Linked DNA regions of Homo sapiens: region 2 is linked to region 1. A link is a contact called in ENCODE Hi-C or POLR2A ChIA-PET data. All regions are on one chromosome and are shown on one strand. Each heading gives the region's core, a stretch centred on a gene start or an enhancer-like site at or near the end of the contact. The rest is flanking DNA. Distances are from core to core; before and after follow the strand shown.

What was found. A loop is a pair of places that touch in the nucleus more often than their neighbours do. ChIA-PET counts read pairs that join two places held with the same protein, here RNA polymerase II (POLR2A). Pooled maps may share reads with other maps.
Region 2: a pooled map shows a loop between it and region 1 (4-fold over the local background). The contact joins two enhancer-like sites. A Hi-C loop is called at or near these places in 1 of 168 maps with a recorded cell type or tissue (endothelial cell of hepatic sinusoid), 3 of 37 single-sample maps with no recorded cell type and 6 of 50 pooled maps. POLR2A ChIA-PET finds 5 or more read pairs at or near these places in 5 of 52 experiments (A549, AG04449, Panc1 and 2 more).

Annotation. Positions count from the first base shown.
Region 1 is chr13:24,214,079-24,217,470 of GRCh38, forward strand. All of the region lies in intron 1 of SPATA13 (spermatogenesis associated 13), which reads left to right. Among named protein-coding and RNA genes, the nearest start is that of SPATA13-AS1, 39 kb to the right of the region's middle. Within about 2 kb of position 1,918, at least 17 of the 41 ENCODE cell types and tissues checked have a DNase peak (open chromatin) inside an H3K27ac peak, as active enhancers do.
Region 2 is chr13:24,125,559-24,128,950 of GRCh38, forward strand. It overlaps a transcript of SPATA13 not described here. Among named protein-coding and RNA genes, the nearest start is that of SPATA13, 33 kb to the right of the region's middle. Within about 2 kb of position 1,658, at least 5 of the 41 ENCODE cell types and tissues checked have a DNase peak (open chromatin) inside an H3K27ac peak, as active enhancers do.

The DNA of each region.
Region 1 (3,392 bases), core at 668-3,167:
AATCTCTGACTGAGCCTGGTGGCACATCACTTCTATCTGGCCTTGACCTTTGAGGCAGCAGGATGACTGCAGGGAGTAGGCAGTGCTTCCATCTGTGAATCACAAAGCAGATCAACCCCAAAGCAGCCACCTGCACATGTGGTACATCTTCTGCACCTCCATAGACACTTTTACCTAAGGCCAGATGCATGTACAATAAACTTAAATCCATTGACTTTTCAACAGATTGCTTCACGTCTTTGGATCTGGAAATTTTGACCCAGAATACCATTCCCTATTAGCAATGACCTATAACTATCAACTTTACATGTTACCAAGAAAGGTGTCACGCCATGAGAATAATTAATATTTTGATGAGAATTTTCTCTTTACAATGCATGTGCTTCTCTAAAAGTAAAAGAAACTGCTCTAAAAGAAATTTTAGGATCCCATGGAGAAAGCTGGGTTCAGGGATGTTGTGTGACTAGCACAGGTCACATAACAAAGCAATTCAAAGCAAAGAACCCTGACCCCAAATTCTTAGCCTCAGCTGCTGCCCTTCCTCCCCTTCACCTGTCCCTCAGTCTTGCTGAGAGGGATGCTCCCTGGTGTTGTCCAGTCATCACTGGGTTCCCTGCATCTGTGTTGTCAGCAGCACATCTGTTTCCCTCCTTAGTTGCATGGGGACTCTCACTTCCCATTTGCTTCTGCCTTGTAAAGGGTAACATAACCTTGTCTCATCTTGCATCTCCGCTTTCCTTTTTGAGATTCAACATATTTAAGTATTAGTGATTCTTTAGTTTTCCTAGCAACTAAACTCAGCTGGTTTTGAACTTCTCGCAAAAGTCAGAATATAGTACTTGCTTTCATTTCAGTCCCCACTGAGCATCTGACATATTTAAAACATTATTAAGCTGTGTCAAAGGAGCCATGTCCCTGGGATATTATACCAGAGTATTCCTGAATTCTGTGTGTTGGTTATGTTCGAGCACAGCGTCTCCCTGAGGACGCGCTGGCAATGAGAACCTCCACCTCTAACAAAGTCTCACAGATCGCCTCTGAGAGATGGGGTGTGTGCTCCAGGGACCCCTGTTCAGGAGGAGTAGCTGGTCACCTCTGGCTTGGTTCATTGGTGGCATCATGTCACATGACTGTCGTGCATGTCCTAAATGAGGAGATGTGTGCCAAGAGGCAGGGAGGGCTTGCAAGAAAACAATATGCAAATCTCAGTTCAATTAGAAGACAGTTTAAATTAGAAGCAGAAGGCATTTCAGCAACTGCTTTAATGTGTAAAACTAATTTGAGAGGATGAGACACTTGATTGCACAGCACAGGGAAAGGGCCTCTTCTGGGCCTCTGTCCTCAACAGTGGCAAAATGGTCTGTGGGGACATCCCCTACCTTAAGACCTGATAGGCTGCTGGGTGGAAGCTGAGTTGAAAATTAATCTCATTTCCTCAGAATGCAAAGCTATAAATTGGGGCTCTGCCTGGAAACACATTTTATGCAAAGACAAAAAAATTGAACACTAAAATAAATGCAGCAAAAATAAAATGCAACACACATATATGCTCTTACACACAGTTATTAAGTATGTCTAATTAAGCTGTGGATGTAAAAGCTACATCATTCCCTTTAGGGGTATTCTGTGCTGACTGCACTGTTGGGTGACTTAGCCTGTGAACTCAGTGAACACAGCTCCAGATTTGGGCCAGTCTGCCTCTGCCAAGCAGAGACATTGTTTTTGCTCCAGTGACCATCACAGTGCCTTCAGGATTAGGGCCATCCATCTGGAAAATTTTCATTGCCCTGAATGGTAAATGTGGGGGAGGTGCAGTCTTGTGGTGACATCAGTTTTGGCATGGGTTGCAGGCATGAGGTAGTCCTAACCGGGAACTTCATTGTTACTGCTGCAATCTTGTTTACCACCAGAAAGGTGGTGGACAGGCCATGGCTGTAGGAAGTCAAGACGCAGGGCAGTCTTCAGGGCTGAGGGCTGTGACTGGCAACAGCTCCCCTGGAGCCTTCCAAGGTTGCTGTGAGATTGGAGGAAGAGGAGCTCAGAGGCTGTCACTGTGCAGAGGTTGGGGACGCAGGCAGGGAGGGGCATTATGGAGGATGCCAGCATCTTTCGCACAAGCTCAGACCTACCTGCCCTTTCATCTCTCACTACACCAGCCTGACCTGCAACTTTAGACACAGAAGGAAGATTTTCCTTTGTGGTCTAAGACCTGCCTTTGCAAATCCTTGTTTTCTGCACCCCATCACCCCAGAGGATTGACAAAGCAAATATGAATCCCTATTGGGGAAACACCATTCTCACCCACAGGAATGTGTTTTAGCCCAGTAACCCCCATAAGGCAAGCCAAGACAATCACACGCTTGTATGAAATTGACACCTTTCCAAAAGATACGCTTATTCTAGTTGCATTTGTCCATATACTTTCAATTCACAAACATTGAACTTCAGTGATTGAATACTTAAGTGACGCCAGAGCTACAGATGCTCTTTTGAAGCATCTTACCTACTCCTTACACAGAGAGACCCTGAAGGTACCAGATCAAAGGGTAAGGGGGCTTCTTTCTTTTACTAAGGTATGTATATTGGGGCTAGGAAGAGGAAGGACGGTGTCTGGCATTAGGCCTGGGGAATAACTTCATCTCTGAAATTAGGACCTTGGATGCTTTCTCTTTATGAATGTTGTAAATTATGGCTGGGCATGGTGGCTCATGCCTGTAATCCCAATACTTTGGGAGGCCAAGGTGGGAGGACGATTTGAGGTCAGGAGTTTGAGACCAACCTGGCCAACATAGTGAAACCCTGTCTCTACTAAAAATACAAAAATTAGTGGGGCATAGTGGCATGTGCCTGCAATCTCAGATACTTGGGAGGCTGAGGTGGGAGGATCACTTGAGTGTGGGAGGCGAGGTTGCAGTGTGCTGAAATTGTGCCACTGTGTACTCCAGCCTGGATGACAGAGCAAGACTCTGTCTCAAAACAAAACAAACAAACAAAAACAAAAACAAAAAAAAGGAAATGATAAATTTCAGTGGTTTTAACTGGCCATGGTATGTACCTGTTATCCCAGCTACTTGGAGGATGAGGTGAGAGGATCACTTGAGTCTAAGAATTTGAGGCCACCCCGGGCAACATAGCAAGATTGAGTCTCTTAAAACTTTTTTCCAGTAATTTCAGAAAAACTATTCTGAAACTAATTGGTAGCACATTCATGGTTTTCAGCACTCTCTCTCTTTTTATTACAATTCTTCTTCCTAATAGCATCAGTGGCCACAGTTGCTGCTAGACATCCTACAAAGCACAGGTCTGCTCCCACAACAAAGAACCATCTGGCCCAGATGTTGGGGTATCAGACCTGAGATGTGCAAAGCCAGCAGCCCCTTCAGCCAGTCATT
Region 2 (3,392 bases), core at 408-2,907, 89 kb before region 1:
GTGGTTTAAGGAGCGAGGGAGAATTAAGCAGAGTTCTCAGTTCACCTAGTGAGAATTACTAGCCAAGGAATTCTTCCTTGACTTAGGTGAGATTGTCAAGATTCAAGGGATGGACGTTTTTGTTGCTCAGGAGCAGGAAGGAGGCAAGAGTTCATTTTGGAGGTGAGGAATAAGGAGGAGGGCAGCCCAAGGAAAGTTGCGCTTTGAAGGAGCAAAAAGGAACCAGGAGGCAGAAGGACACAGGAAGCCTAGTGCTGTTGTTGACAATAGGTGCTCATTAAACTTCTGGTCAATTAACTGGAAGAGTAAGGAAAAGACGAATGGAAGGCAAAAGGGGGCCCACTCTGGAATGTGGATTTCAAATGTTCCCTATTGCCTATGCTTTTCCCTGCAGCTGAGAGCAGCTGCCTTTGGCTCTGCTCCTGGCTTGGGCCCTGTGGTTCTTGGGGAGGTACGAATAGAGCAGGGGAGCCAGGAGCCCTGTATCAAACAGGCGAGAGTCTTGCATCTTCCTTTCTGATGCATTCTAGAAGTGATGAGAAAGCATCTTCCTCCACTCCCAGTCTGTTGCAAGATCCTGCTGGAATTCCACTCACTTCTCTGCCCTCACTTGCTACAGGGACTTCCTCTCCAGGATGAAGTCATGGGGGCAGGAGCCATGGGGAGCCTTTGCGGCTGTGACCCATGATTGAGTCTGGGGGAGGGGTAGCTGGAGGTGGGGTACAGCCTAAGGCCAATGAAACAGTTTTTCACAGCATTAACTTAATGGGAAATGGAGGGACTCACAAGCAGATCTTGGACTTATGACTGCCACACTCTGCTCTGACCTGTGGGGCTGACAGATTGCTCCTCAGTAGATGTTGGACTTGGGTAACTTTCTCCTTCATGTCCCTTAAAACCCACGACAATTGTGTCTATTCTGGAGTTTCCCTGGCAAGAGAAAGTGAGCGAAAAATAAGCATTTACGTATATATATTTGTGTGTGTGTGAGAGAGAGAGACAGACTCCCAGGGCGCAGGACAGAGACAGGTTCTGTCACTCAGGCTGGAGTGCAGTGGTATGAATATGGCTCACTGCAGCCTAGAGCTCCTGGGCTCAAGGGATCATCCCACCTTAGCCTACTGAGTAGCTGCAACTACAGGTGTGTGCCACCATGCCCAGCTAATTTTATATTTTTTTGTAGAGATGCAGTCTCACTATGTTGCCCAGGCTGGTCTCAAACTCCTGGGCTCAAGAGATCCACCTGCCTTGGCCTGTCAGCTTGGGGATTTGGTTACAGGCATGAGCCACTGCACTCAGTCCATTATTTTTATTATTAACTTAGCAGCTCTAGGAATCTTTACCCTAAACGTTTTCTCTCTCTAGAGATCATAATGGGAAGACTGGAGATTGTGAAATCAAACAAAAATGGGTTTAAATCCTTTCACATTTGTTATCTAATGTGTGGTCTTATCTCATCTCTCTGAGACCAGTTCCGAGGTTTGTATAATGAAGTTAGTAATATTACCTCCTTAAAGCATTGAGGATTTAAGTGGAGAATACCAGTGTTGAGGTAGAAATGCCAGTCAATCCTGGCAGGAAGGGGGATGACTAGAGGACTGTTTAATAAGGGAGTTATTTACAAAGGTGTGGCCAGGGTAGGAAGCAACAGGGACAGAGCTTACCCAGGCTGGTAGCAGTGAGGCCACCCTCTCCAGCTCTGAGGGGGTGGGAGTAGGGCATTGCCAGAACCTGCCTTGCAGGTACTGTGTGACCTTTAGTCAAGAGACAAAGCCATCCCACAATGACACCAGCAGGGAGGAGTTGACAACCAGCGTCATTTCCTTCTCTCTCCCTCCAGTTCCCTGCCTGGGCTCCCTCCCCATTGCTGAAATCCAACCAGAGGCCAGAGGGTAGGGGAGCCCCCGTAGGTAGTCTACTGAGAACAGCCTCTGGGGACAGCAGCTGGAGAAGGGTGAACCATAGAGTGAACCAAGGAGACAGAAGATCTCCAGCACAGCAAGAGCTCAAGAAATGAGATGACTGTGATGAGTCATTCAAGTTCAGTTTAGAGCCTTCCAGCCCATAGCTGGTAAGTTTCTTGAGAACAGGCATTTTTGTTTTCTCACAAAGCATTGGTAAATCTCCATACAGATAATATGCGCCCATCAATGGTTGCTGAACAGTGATCAGGTTCTGAAAAAAAGCAAAAAATACTGACTTGTGAGCAAGTTTAACATTTGAAGTTCAAAGACAATGGTATCATAAATTTAAATTGCACAGCAAGGAATAAAAACAAGACAGGCATCAAGTCTGGTACAGCTTCATTTATTTCTTACTCTTCCTACCGAATTGAGTTTGCATCCAGGTACTCCTCATGCCTCCGTTGGCAGAATGATGATGTAATGAACGAACAGCATTTACAGTAAATGACAGCAAATTGCTCTGTAATTCAAGGGCTAACCCATGTGCCACACAATGATCTTTTGATGTCTGTGAATTTCTTCAAGGTGGGTGGGGAAGCTTTTTGCTTGTAGGGAAGGCTCTGGATGGACTGAGCCTCTGACATATCAACTGTAAATCCTGGAGTCCTGGGGCTTTATTCGGAGGAAGAAAGCACCTTCTACAGGCAGCAGTAGAGTGGACTGTCCCAGAATCGAGCCCACTGCCCTGAGAATTGGACTCCACAATGGCCAGTTGGACATTGTCCTTGTGCCCGGAGGGGTGACCTACACGTGGGACAGGAAAGGACATTGTGGCTTCATCACCAGAAATGCTCTGCCAGGTCTGTCCTTCTGGAACTTGCCTAACCTGCTCTGCAAAGGTTTCAAGATGTTCTAATGCATCCACTTTAATTTATTCAAACCCCAATGTACGGTCAGATTTTTCTGGCTTCTGGCTAGCTAGGTGAAGAGAAGGGTGTTGCTCAGAGGTAATTAAATGGTGGGGCAGAGCCATTAGGAAAGTGCATGGGTCCAGGTCATGCTTCTCAGGCCTCAGGTAGCTTTCTGAGAATAGCCTGTCTTTCGGCATCCCAAACTAAGGCCTCCACAGCCACGCCGGGCCCCAGAAATCTGCATTCTAACACTCCTCGCTGATGTGGACAGGCCTTGTTGTGGAAACAGGACTCCCGGGAGCAAGAGAACCAAAAAGTATATTTCAGGAGAATTTAAACATAAAAAAAGTCCTACCTTATTTAAAAAAAAAAAAAAAACTGCTTACTTCCCTTAAAAAATACGTACCTAAGGTTAGCCACTTGCACTTATTTGTAGAATAATCGCATTGTGCTTACATTTCTTGCAAGCAAAATGTCATTTTATTACCAATTGATCTGGCAAGAAAACAAGTGAGCTAAAACCTTTTTATACTTTTTTTTCTCACCCAAGATCAAGTAATGATTGGTTCCACTAAAG